Linked DNA regions of Mus musculus: region 2 is linked to region 1. Evidence: chromatin contacts called from ENCODE Hi-C or POLR2A ChIA-PET data. All regions are on one chromosome and are shown on one strand. Each heading gives the region's core, a stretch centred on a gene start or an enhancer-like site at or near the end of the contact. The rest is flanking DNA. Distances are from core to core; before and after follow the strand shown.

Region 1 (6,661 bases), core at 339-2,838:
AAGAAACTCGGGGTGAACAACCTAGAGGTGTTGCTGAGTTTTTCTAAAGGTTCAGAAGTCAACCAGTTTGACTTACAAATGAAACGAACAGTAAATTAAATATTAACTTGCTTTTAAAAAACAACTCCTTTACTTAGGAGATCGCTATGAAACACGACTCTATCAGTGGACCAAGGAATATGGTCTATAAAAACAAAAACAAAAATGAACTTTGCTTGCTTCTAGGAAAGGAGAGGAGAGGAGAGGAGAGGAGAGGAGAGGAGAGGAGAGGAGAGGAGAGGAGAGGAGAGGAGAGGAGAGGAGAGGAAGAAATGGTAAAGAGTTCGCTACAAATACCTTCTGCAGAGTCCAGGCCTCTCATTCTCTGTGTGTCCAGCTGCTTTGATGTCTCTTAAACATTTAGTAGCTCCCAGGACAGAGGGTGGGGACAAAACCTTCTTAGGTATCCACCTGCAACGTTTAACTTCCTGGAAACCTCCCTTCCCACTCTAAGGGAGTAGACAACAATATTTCACGTGCTAACCTGGGCCCGCCAGATCTGTCAGAAGGAAGCTGGCATTTACCTAAGCCAACTGGAACTTGCTATTATTTACAGGTCAAGAGTTAAAATTTATTGAAGTTTGCTTTGATGAAAGAGGTTTACGTTCAGACTTTTGTACTTTCCAGCCTTAATTACTAACCTCATTAATCCTTACTTAATCGTTGCTATTGTCTAAGGTAGTCCTAATGCCATTTTTACCTGTTCGGGATGGTTAACATAACCGAGGTGAAACCAAAGAACTGAACAGTTAAAGGATTCAAAGTTCACGCGAACACACTGACAAAAAGAGTTGAGCCTCTTCAGTATTTCAAACACATGTCAAAATAATTTAAGGTCATTTTAGAAATAAGCAAGTCTTGGAAATAGAGGAACGGCGGATTAATAAAAGATTACAGGATATAGCATTTGAACTATTTGCTTCTGAGACAGAACGATCACCGGACCCACAGATTGTGACGGGGTAAGGTCCACTCCCACCTCTCTGTGCTGACAAATCGAATCTCCCTTCCTTAAGGGGCGCGGGTCTGAACGCCAAAGGTCCTGTTGGGCAGCCTGGAGCTGGTCTTGTGCACAGCTTGTCAGCGTGTGGCAGCCTCTCCTCCACCACTCGAACTTCAACCCTGACCCCCCAGAGCGGCACTGCACAATCTACGGTTTAACCTGTGCCATTTCAACACCATCACCAAGTATCCGAAAATGGGTCGCAAATGAATGAGCAGCAGGCTGGGAGGAGAGACAGCCACCAGCTGACCCCCAGCAGATGAAAACTGAGCAAGGATGCCCGGGGCGGGGCGGCCTGTGGGGAGGCGGTGGCGACCAGAGCCACGTCCCCCACTGGAGCCACGTCCCCGCGCGCTCCGCAGGACGCGCAGCCCGCAGCCCATCCTCCTCCCGGCCCGGCGCTCACCGCTCGCAGCCGGTGCTCGCACGCCGGGGGCGCTCGCTGGGCGCAGAGGACCCGGGGGACCGGGCCCGAGAGCTGCAAACTTTGCGCGGGTCTCGCCCGCATAGGTAGCCGCTCCGCCCCAGGCCGCAGTCCGGGCGCCGCAGCGGGCCGGGCTCCGGGCGGCTCCGGCGGCGCCGAGGGCGGGGTCTCCGGCCGGCGGAGCCCGGGGCAGCGCGCAGCTCTGTTTACCGCGGGCCCGCCCTCCTCCCCAGCCCGCGCCCTGACATCATTCATTCTCGCACTCTCGCCAGCCCTCTCCTGCTCCCAGCCGTGACTCACCCCGGGCCCGAGGCTCCCGCGGGCTCCCGCGACTCCCGGCGACCGAGTCTCTCCGGACGCCTAGCCGAGCTCGAAAAACCGGTGCGACTTCTTCGGGGAGGCGATCCCAGCTGGCCGACCGACCCTCCCTCCCCTCTGCGGCCCTACAAGATGCGGCGAAGGAGGGGCTTGGCAGGCAGCACGAGGTGGCTCCCGGCCGCAGGCTGAGCGCAGAGCCGGGCAGACCTCCCTGAACGCGGGCGGGGATCAATCTGGGAAAGTTCTCTAGGTGCCGCTCCCAGCAACTTTCAGGGGTGGGGCAGGGAAGGGATAAGCCACCTCCGCACCTCCTCGGGTTTCGGAAACTGCTTCCTAATAACGACGTGTGCGGGCCAGGGGCACCCGCTGACTCAAGGGGTGGTGCCCCGCCTAGGTCGAGGGGGTAGGTTTCCAAACATCACAAGACCGCTTGGCGAGGTTAGTCACCACGGGCCTGGTGGCACCTCTAGGTGAGCTGGAAGGGTGCTTGTTCCCGGTTAGTGAGACTAATGATGCTACCCACCTTGTCATTTGCTCCGTTAGGTGAATTGCGTCCTGGCAAGGATGAGAAACCGGAACCAGAATGACTCTGAAAGAGTGACTCTCCACTTAAATGAACCTGTGCGTTTCTGTTGCCTTGGGGCACAAGTGTCCATATGTGTGTGTGCCCCCCAACCCCCATCCCCGGCCCCGGCTGATCTTACCAATTAGGTTGCAGGAAGGGTTGCTTCTGTCTAAAAATGGCCAAGGATCAGCATTTCTTTGGAGTCGTTTCCACACCTTGTAGCAGTTTTCAGTCAACCACGGTCGTTTTGGAGGGTGTCACTAGGCATCCAGGCAGCTGGCTAAACCTCCAATGAGTTTAATTGATAGAAATGCTTTTTATTGCATTGCCTACTTCCCTTCTGGTTTTAAGTTTGAACGTGTAGGATTGTACAGACTGTCCTATGGGAGTTAACATAATCCACAAAAACAACAATAAGCATTTCTGGTGTTTTGTGTGGGTATCATTTGTGTCAATAATCATTAAACCCAATGGCAGCAAAATAGAACTTTGGAGGGGAGGTGCCAAGGTGGCAGGTCACAGATGATGTCACAATCCAGAAGTTTAAGTTAACCTCTCCTGCAATTAACCACAGGTTAGACTTCATTGTGGGGAGCGCACTTGTTTTCAAGTTACAGAAAGGTAGGAACCCAGAAAAGAGCATCAACAAATAAATTTGTTTTCCTTGGGTTTATTTTTCCTTTGCAATGAGGAGTTCCTTTTTACTTTTACAAAACCTAGGCATTTTGCCCAGAAGGCAATAGAAATGGATTGGCTTGCTAGCATGCTGACCAAGTAAATAGAAATTTGAACTAACATTTTTTCCCCCCCAGACAACCACAGATGTAATTCAGAAGTTTAGTGTCTTGATCCGTGGGTGCAGAGAGGGTCAAGATTCTATGTAGGTGAATCTGGGTGAACAACCCACCTACCTCCTACTTCATAATTCAAATATTTTTACATTATGGAGATATATACCTAATATAAGTATACCTATATACTTAAACCTAAGTAAAGACCTGAGGAAAACGACGCTGTAGGATTTTTGAACTGTGTACATGGGTGAAGTTTTAAGAGCCCCAAAGCCCTCAGCCCTGGGTGTACCGTTGCAGGATATGATTGCTATAGATTCTACATAGACCTCTGTGCCGAAAACTGTTAAATGGAGAACTAGGAACATGTGGTCCTTTGTGCTTCAGTTGCCTATTCTGTCATGCCATTTACAGAAAAATAAAACTGGGAGTGCTGAAACACTCCCATAATTCTCGCTTTTGGGAGCCAGAGTCAGGAGCATCGGGAGTTCAAGACTGCTCTCCTCCATATAGGGACCTCAGGTCAATCTGAGCTACATAAGACCCTGCCTGACTCCAAAACTCTCAAACAAACAAAAGACAAACAGGTAAGAGCGAGTTTCTGAAGGAGCTCGGTGTAGTTTTTCTGTGATGTTCACTGACTTTTAAAACAGCAGATTCTGGGGTTGGAGAGAGTACTGGCTGCTCTTCCAGGGGAAGGGGTGGGTTTCAATTCCCAGCACTCATGGGGCAGCTTACAACTGTCTATCACTCTTGTCCCAAGGGATCCAATGCCCTCTTCTGGCTTCTATGGGCCCTGCATACACAGGATGCACGAAAACACCTATAGCATAAAAATAAAAATGTAAAAAGAAAGCAAATTATTTATCTAAATGCCCTTGTTTTAACAGTTTCTTTTCACTGAAAGAGGTTTCTTCTTTCTTTCTTTCTTTCTTTCTTTCTTTCTTTCTTTCTTTCTTTCTTTCTTTCTAACCTACTAAAGTTTACTAAATCCATGGTTCATCATCTTTTAAAATGCTGTTTGTTTGGGCTGAACAGATGGCTCAGCGGTTAAGAGCACTGGCTGCTTTTACAGAAGACCCAGGTTCAATTTCTAGCACCTGTATGGCGACTCAACAACCATCTGTGACTCCAGTTTAGGGGACCCGACACCCCTTTTCTGGCTTGCACAGGCACCAGGCAAAGCACCTACACACATAAATCTTTAAAGGATAAATGATGTTGGTGACCTTTCTAAAGGAGAGAACGGCGATGGAAATGAAGCTCAGTGACAATGTCCAGCTAGGTTGTGAGTTGGATCCCAACTAAGGAAGACAAATGACTACATTGGCTTCTCTGAAAGGGTGGTGGTAGGCCTGGGTGTGGTGCTACAGAGCTGTAATCTGAGCCCTGTGTGGGATTGTTAGGATCAAGCAGTCAGAGTCAGCCTGGGCTACATAGTGAGACCTATCTGGAGAGGGGTTGAGAAGAGAGGACAGCTCGTAGGTAAACAGGTTCCTGTCAGTTCCTTTTTGAAGCAAGAGCACACCGTAAATCAGCTCTTAACAAATATTTCTTTGGTTTGATAAAACAAACTGATTAACGCAGGGAAAAATAGTAGTTTTCTCCTCGTTTATTTAATCTTCTGCTTTCAACATACCCAGAGTCAGGTATTTAACCAGTGAAATTTTATCGAATTTCCACTTGGTGCCCATGGTTGTTTATCTAAGGATCGTCCTATGTACTTTCTCAGCATGTCTAAGCAATAGAAAAGGCAGTTTCTCTTTCCTCTCTCCCTCCCTCCTTCCTCCCTCCCTCCCTTCCTTCCTCCCTCCCTTCCTTCCTCCCTCCCTCCTTTCTTTCTTTCCTTACCTTTCTTCTCTCTCTCTCTCTCTCTCTTTCTCATTATTTGGGAATGTTTATCAAATTGTCTTTTGTAACTTACCTAATGCCCCCTATTCTGCCTGGCATATAATTGTTAAAGAGATAAAGTAATGAGGAACCACAAGGAACAAAGGAGAAGAGAATTCTGCTATGGAACATTACATAACCAGCGGGGGTGGGGAGGAATAATATAGGTCTACCTTATGCATTCTTCTGAGGGGGATAAACAGTGAGGACACCTTAGAAAGCAGTCTCAGGTTCAAACAAAACAAAACAAAAACAAAAACTAAAGGGCTGTGGGGATAGCTCAGTGAACAAAGGTGCTTGCTGCTCATCCTGATAACCGGAGGTCATATCCTGAGATCCACATCGTGGAAGTAGAGAGTTGTCCTCTGACCGCCACATGTTCCCTGTGGCCAGTTCCACAAAGGAACCTTTGGTGGAGCGGTGCCTTAAGGGAGGAGGAGGAGGAGGAGGAGCAGACCATAAAAATGAAAGCAGAGAGGGAGACTGCTGGGGAGTAAAAGGTTTAGGCAGGGAGAGGAGTGTGGGGATGGGAGCTGGATAAGGAGGTCAAGAGAAGCATAACACAAATAAAGGCTGTGTGGAAAAGCCCCACGGAAATCTGTTGTCTTGTAACTCAATTAAAAAGCATAGTGTTTTTTTTTTTTTCAGGGGAGGGGGTTAAATAATCAGAAGGGAGATACTCTGAGTGGTTGGGTAATGCTGCCCCCAGAAGCTGAGAGTTACTTAAAAACAAAAAAGATCTCACTAGCAGGAGAGACACCTTCATATGATTTGATACTCAGGGAGGCTCCAGAGGCCCCCAAGACAGCATAGGCTCTTGCCAAGAACTAGGTGACAAGGCTCTATAGCTAAAGATACTACACACCTCAGTTGCAAATAGAGTAATCACTCTAGAATGAAATGAACCCTTCCTCCCTGGTGGGATGTTTTACGGTGCCAGAAGGGACTGTGCAGGCTGCAGGAGGAAAAGGGGCATCATTGGTCTGACTTAGCTGTGAACCCTGGGCACATCAAAACTAACCTGCCAGGCGAGGTGTGTAATGGTGGCACGGCTACCATGGGGTAACCAAATGCTCTCTGATTGGGTTTGAGACCCTCAGGAGGGAACCGGTGCTTGGTATGTTAAACCCATCAAAACCACATATCATTAGACCTAAGGGGGAACTCACTGTTTTGTTGCATTGAGTTTACACAGTGTTAACTGACTTCTAAATATCTGCGTTTATACCTTTAAACAAATGATTCCCTCAGCCTTAACCCTGGAAGCATTTCTTGGCAATGAACCGTGGCGAATACAGAGACTCATGGCTGCTCACAAAACACAGCGCAGGGGGAAGACGACACCCAGAGCACCACCCACAGTCATGCCAGGCACGGTGCAGGCCAGGGAAGACACTCAGAACCTTGCCTGCATCCATGCCATGTGACTCTGGAAGGTGGTGGAGACACCACCACCACCACCACCACCACCACCCTTGCCTGATACCCTGTCATGCTGAGCAGGTGGGTGAAGGACACCCAGAGACCCATCTGCCAACAGGCCACTAGGTGCAGGTAGAGGACAACCAGAGGCCCTCTAGTCACATGGCCTTCCCACAGCAGGAGCCACTGCAATGTGCAAGTATGGTGTG
Region 2 (6,136 bases), core at 904-3,403, 75 kb after region 1:
CAAAACCTATCTTGGAAGAGGTTTCTGTAACATGGATTTGAGATGACATCAGAAAGCAGGACTCAACAGTGTTCAAACTACTGCCCAGGACACGAGCTTGCATCACAAAGATTTGACAGTTAAATTATGCTCAGTGGCTCGACTTAGGTATCAGGAATTCATCTGGCTCTTGCTTTTTGGACACCTGGACGGTGCACTATCATACTGTTGGAAAAGCACTACTGCTACACAGCAAAGTAAAAAGTTGGTTCAACAGCACCTCTCAAGGATTTGTTCTTAAAATACGTTTATAAGCACCGGAACTTAAATACACTCGGTTGTCCCTTTTATTTTGTAGCTGTCCCTTTAGTCTTCTCATTGTGGCCTTTTTGATGGGCGAACGCTTCAACAGAGTTTAGCTGTAAGGACCAATTTAGTCAATTAGGACTCCCATGGCTCCAGCTGTATCTATGCACTATTTCCCTTGAGCAGGAATGGGGGCTCTCTGAGAAATGGCTGGTTCTGGGTGGCACCCGCCCCCACCACCTTAGTCTGAAACTTAGAATCTTTTAAAAGAAAACAATTATTTTTTTAGGTGCATACAAAAGAATAGGTTTCTTTATGACATTTTCATAAATATATGTGATTGGCCTTTGTCCACATTTTCTTGTTTATCATTGTCCTTATTTTTAGTCTTTTAGTCTCATTCTTGTGACTGCTATAAGCAGAATTTAGAATTGTATTGAAATTCAGTCCTATATACTATTAGATTAAGAATCCCCTAGATAGAGCTAAAGGATGGAACACGCCTTGAATCCCAGCACTCAGGAGTGAGAGGCAGGTGGATCTCCGAGTTTGAGGTCAGCCTGGTTTACAGAGTGAATTTCAGGACAGCCAGGGCTATAAAGAGACATCCTGACTCAAGAACACAAAAACAAACAAACCAGAAAGAAAGAAAGAAAGGAAGAAAGGAAGAAAGAAAGAAAGACAAAACAAGCAAGCAATAAAGACATTTTATATATATGGTGGAGGAATAAGATCTGATTTGCATGTTAGAAGTACCTGTCTGACACTATTGAGAACAGAGAGGTTGGCAGAGGAGTGATACTTGTTGTGTGCGTCTCTCTGTGTGCGTGGTGTGTATGTGTGTGTGTGTGTGGTGTGTGGCGCGTGTATCTGTGCAATGACGACTCCTGTTAGACGTGGAGGAGGGAGATTAATTTGAGACTTTGTCAGTGGAGCAAATAGGAACTGACTTGCTAGCAATAGGCTATGCAAGTAAGCCTCAAGTGTTGATTGATATGTGTGTGTGTGTGTGTGTGTGTGTGTGTGTGTGTGTGTGATCACTGGTCGTCATCAGTAGCGGAGTAAGCAGCTAAATTTTGTGAGACTGTGGATGTTTGCAGTTATGGTTATGGTGAGCTTAAAGTTATGGGGATGAGTGCGAAGGGTTATAACTCCTGGAGAAGGCCTCCCCCTCCCAGCCCCATTCTTTTACGAACTGATCATGGACTATATGTGGTTGGAAATGCCCTTTATAGGTGAGCATTCCGCCTTGCGTACCAGGGAACCTGGATTTTAGTCCTCTATGAGTAGCAAGTACTAGAGAAGCCCCTTTGTGGCTAGTCAGCGGCAACAAACACTGCATAGAAATTTCCTGATAGAAAGCGGCTCTCCAAGTGGGAAAGGCGTCACCTTACAAATACTTTCTAATCCTTGATGAGATACAGTTGATGTCAAAAAAACATTGTGCACTGAGTAGGATTGCAAAGCGGTGAGCAACATGTAATGGTGAATTCACTTAAGTAATCCTACTTTTTGCAGGGCTGGGAAACATTTTTTCAAAGTCGGCCTAGTTGACAAGCGCACACATCGAGCCTGTGCAGTGTTTGCGGAAGAAAAGCTAGAGAGCAGCAGGAGCCCACGTCAGCTTCTTCCCCTACCAGCCTCAGCTCTAGGGAGCGTCTCCCACGCCCAGCTCTGCAGGCGTCGCTCCGCCTCGCTCACTGCGCATGCTCAGCATCTGAAGGCTCTCTTCAACAAACCCTCAGACCACGCCCCTCGTCCTGGGTCAAGGCGGAGCTTCAAGCGCCCCTCCTGGTGATTGGATGTTGAGGTCTCGACCCCGCGCCTCCGCTTCGCCCCGCCCTCCACGCTGCTCGGATGCCTAGCTCCAGCCGAGGCGATCACTAGCTGGAGCGCACGTCAGCGCGCGCCTGAGCCCGGGGTGCAGGCCCCGCCCCTTCTCCCTGCTCCGCCCCGCCCCTCGGCCTCTCTCCCACTGCTCGGCCCCGGGGCTCTCAGCAGCAGTGCATCCGCGCTCCGCGGCCATGGAGATTCCTGGGAGTCTGTGCAAGAAAGTCAAGCTGAGCAATAACGCGCAGAACTGGGTGAGTGGTGGCCGCAGGCCGGAGCGCGGGGAGCGTGGGTGGCTGTGGGAACCGCGGGCTGCCCGTGCATCCTGCGGGAGCCGGGGGCGGGGACCCGGGCGGCGGCGGCCGGTGAAGGCGAGTCCAGGCCCGGAGCTGTCCCCTAGGCTGGCGAGGCGGAGGGCTGCGGCGGAGGCAGACGGAGGCGCCTCTGCACGTTCCGGGTGTGCTTGGCCCAGGTTTGGGTCGGTCTCCGAGTCTTTACGTTTCTGAGTTGCAGTGTACTGAGAGAATAACAATGTGGTCATTCATGGATCGGGACTGCAGGACTGAGGTTCTTTGTGTCTCTGTTTTAAATTGGAATGTCGGACACAGACATACTTTTAAAGACTCGATTTCTGGTGACAGTTAGGTGTGGGAAGATTAATAGTTTCTAACATTGAACAGCGAGTGCCAGTTGGCTTCATTGGCCAAGTGCTATGGCTTCAGAGGGTCGTTTACTTCTGTAGTTTATTCATTGGTGGTGGCAGCTAAGATGGTAAGCGCGAAGCTGGAGACCATCCAACTTTGGAGGCTGCAAAGGCCCTGCTTCAGCGTTAGATGGATTTTTTTTTTCTTTTATTCCGCAGGTAACAGGATCATGAAGTTTAATTTAATCTTGTAAATCATCACCTGCCCTTGGTGAGTCAGGAGAAAGTTAAAAAAAAAAACGCTGTTTCAGGCTAGTGTTCTTTTGAAGTCATTGATTTGCCACGTCTGCTGTCAGATTCAAGAATTCTCACTGTCTTCTTTCATCCTTTACCTTAACTTCTTAGAAGGTGAGAGGGATGTGAGATAAAAGGGAGATTAGGAGGTTGGAAGGGACAGACTCCTGGCGTGGGCTCCAGTCCCCCGCCTTGCTGTTTGTAAGTTGGGTGATCTTGAGGACAGTCACTCCACTCTGAATCTCAGGTGACTGGAGGGTGTAACAGTGTGTCCTTCTCAGGATTGTCTTTCTGAGTAGAGAAGATAACGAAGGTGAAAGAGCAACGAAACCATTGCTCTGAAACTCCGATTCAGCATCACTATTGTTGCTAACAGGATTTTACGGATAGGGAGGTAAGTTGACTAAATTGGAGTATTTCAAAGAAGTTTCAGTAATACTGTCTGTCTATAAGTCATTTATTTAAAGATCATTTTGTTATTTTTTGAGTCTGAGTGTTTTCCCTGTGTGTATGTGTATGCACCAGGTGCGCGCCTGATGTTCCAGAAGGGTGTGTAGGATCCCCTTCGGGCTGCAGTTACAGGTAGTTGTGAGCCACCATTGTGTGTGTTCTGGGGATCCTCTGTAAGAGCGAGTGCTGTCAACTGCTGAGCCAACTCTTCTGCTGCCCTAATTCATTTATGTATTACATTATTTGCTAATGTAGAGATCCATATTTGACAGCTATAAAAAACCATGGGGCTCAGGGCTTGCTTTGCAGTTGCCCATGGCAACTGATTGTTAAGGGCATATGTTTTTATGGGCCACAGTGAGTGGCCTAAGATAGGAGTTTTATTGCAGTTTAGAGGCAAGGTTAGTTTGGCCCCAGGGGTTTTTATGAGTTTATGGAGAACCTCATATTTCTGAGGTGGGTGGAGCCATTACATCCCTGAGCGGAGACATGTTTGACTACTGAAGGTAGTTTTTGTTGGGGAGCAGAGATAAAGATGGGGTGGAGCAGGGTTGTGTAATGTAAATGTTTGGCTAAAGAGTTAGGGTGATTTTTCTAGGAGATTTGGAATGGAGTTAGAATTTTTTAAATTTTTCTGAACTTTCCTTTTTTTCCAGTCTCTAAAAGAATGACCTCCTCTAACACACTTAACTCATCCGATGGGTGTGAGTGTAAAAAAAAAAATCTATGCACTATTATGTTAATGTTCTCATTCCATAAAACGGGCAATCCAGGAAGACTGGTTTGCAGAGGAAATGCAGGCACCGACTGTGCCATCGTGAGGATTAAGTTGGCAGACTAGAAGCCTGGTTGACATAGCCACACTGTTTAAGGTGTTCTTGTTGGCCAATCCGGTGTGAACAGTTGAATGGCTAGCTAAAAGCAGGAAAGAAACGGACAGGAAAGACCAGACTAGACTGAGGCGATGACAGGGAGAGAGACATTAAAAGATGGTCCTGAAGTTTTGATCTGGACGTTGGGAGGTAGGCTGAAATGTTGTATCTACGTTAACTTGTTGAGTTTTTGCAGTGTTTCCCTGGGTGGGGTTTAAAAACCAGGACCCTGAATGTGTCCATGTGCTGTCCCAGAACTCATAGAGTTACCACATGTAGCGTCTCCATTTTATAAATGAGGAAACGGAGGGACAGGGTTAGATCGTGGTAAACAGCCAAATGAAAGAAAGGCTACATTAGATCGTGGTAAACAGCAATCTCGGCCAGTGAGTCAATTTCCAGACTTGAGACAGTTTGCAGATCCAGAACCCCTTGAATGAAGGGGTGGCCAGGTTCCTCTGAGGAAGGATCTTGATAAGACACTCAAAGGTTTTGCTGTTACCCTTTCTCCAGTTCTTCCCCAGAGGGACCTACGGCCTTTTACAAGGGTAACTGTACACTGGGGAAAAGGAAATAATCAGACCACCAAGAGCAGCAGCAGCAGTGGAGTACAGGCATCTGGAGCCTAGAGGATGTCCAACCGAGTCATGCCATTATAAATTTCACCTCTCCTGTGCTGACCATTACTGGGTATGTTATTATAAACATTCTTTTGTCTACGCTGTCCATTATAATAACTAGAATCACCTTGTCTCGGGCAATTCAGTGCTGCCACCTGGCCCTTGTTACCTCGGAATCCAACTAAACCCAGTGAATTTAATTCATCTAATTGAGCAGAAGCATCTCCAATGCTAAGATCTGGCACAAGGAAAAGGGAAAGAACAAAACCCTTCAAATGTGCTGGTGCCCCTCTCACCAATTTGCGTCTTATAGAGCTGGTGAAAGGCATATCTTCTGGACCTTCCCATTGTGGACAATTATGCTTTACACAATATATCCACTCTAGCATTGCAATTTCCCTAAGTCTTAAAATCCCTTCATCAACACTAAGCCATGGAATATCAGGCATCTCCAAGTCATTTCCAGTAGGCCATCTTTTGATAAACACCTCAGCCAACCATTCAAACAAACTTTTGACACCTTTTTTAACTATGCGAGCTTCCGTATTAAACCTAGAATCTCTACTCAGAGGACCCATGTCAATAAACTCAGCCTGCTCTAGTTTTATGTTCCTTCCACCCTTATCCCACACCCTTAAAATCCATTCCCACACATATTCAGACACAAGTGGCTGAAGAGCCCTGTGAAGAGAACATGTTTAAGGAATTCCAATACCCTTGATTGTCAATTTATAGATCTCAGAAAGCATGTTTTAACCCTCCCCCAACTTCAGGCTTCAGGGACAGTGCTGAAGGCTCATGGTCATGCTCACCAGGTGACCTTCCTGTCCACTTAAAACTTGTCTCCATCAGGACCCTGAATCTTCTCACCTCTCACTGGTCAGTGTTTAAGACTAGGATAATCTTAAGTCTACTGAAAGTTCTCTGCAGAACCAATGTTTTCCACTCAAATCAGTTGAGAGCCCAAATCAGGATCCACATATCATTCATTGTCATTAGATCTCAATACCTTACAAGAATAAGTTTGTTTCCAGAGCCTAATGTATGATATAAACCACAGTTTCCAGAATATGCAAAACTTGTAGCCCAACTCGAATTCTAAGCCTGTATCTGAAGGGACAGCCTTAGCTGAAATTGTAATT

What was found. A loop is a pair of places that touch in the nucleus more often than their neighbours do. ChIA-PET counts read pairs that join two places held with the same protein, here RNA polymerase II (POLR2A).
Region 2: POLR2A ChIA-PET joins it to region 1 with 24 read pairs in Patski. The contact joins the promoter of Papss1 here to the promoter of Sgms2 in region 1. A Hi-C loop is called at or near these places in 1 of 37 maps with a recorded cell type or tissue (Patski). POLR2A ChIA-PET finds 5 or more read pairs at or near these places in 3 of 5 experiments (Patski and embryonic stem cell).

The regions. Positions count from the first base shown.
Region 1 is chr3:131,488,642-131,495,302 of GRCm38, forward strand. Sgms2 (sphingomyelin synthase 2) reads right to left here and starts at 1,589. Exons shown (of 6, transcript NM_001379585.1): 1 at 1,449-1,589. Gm36753 (a long non-coding RNA gene) reads left to right here and starts at 1,875. Exons shown (of 5, transcript XR_003954556.1): 1 at 1,875-2,405; 2 at 2,924-6,533.
Region 2 is chr3:131,562,615-131,568,750 of GRCm38, forward strand. Papss1 (3'-phosphoadenosine 5'-phosphosulfate synthase 1) reads left to right here and starts at 2,154. Exons shown (of 12, transcript NM_011863.2): 1 at 2,154-2,369. The coding sequence starts at 2,310.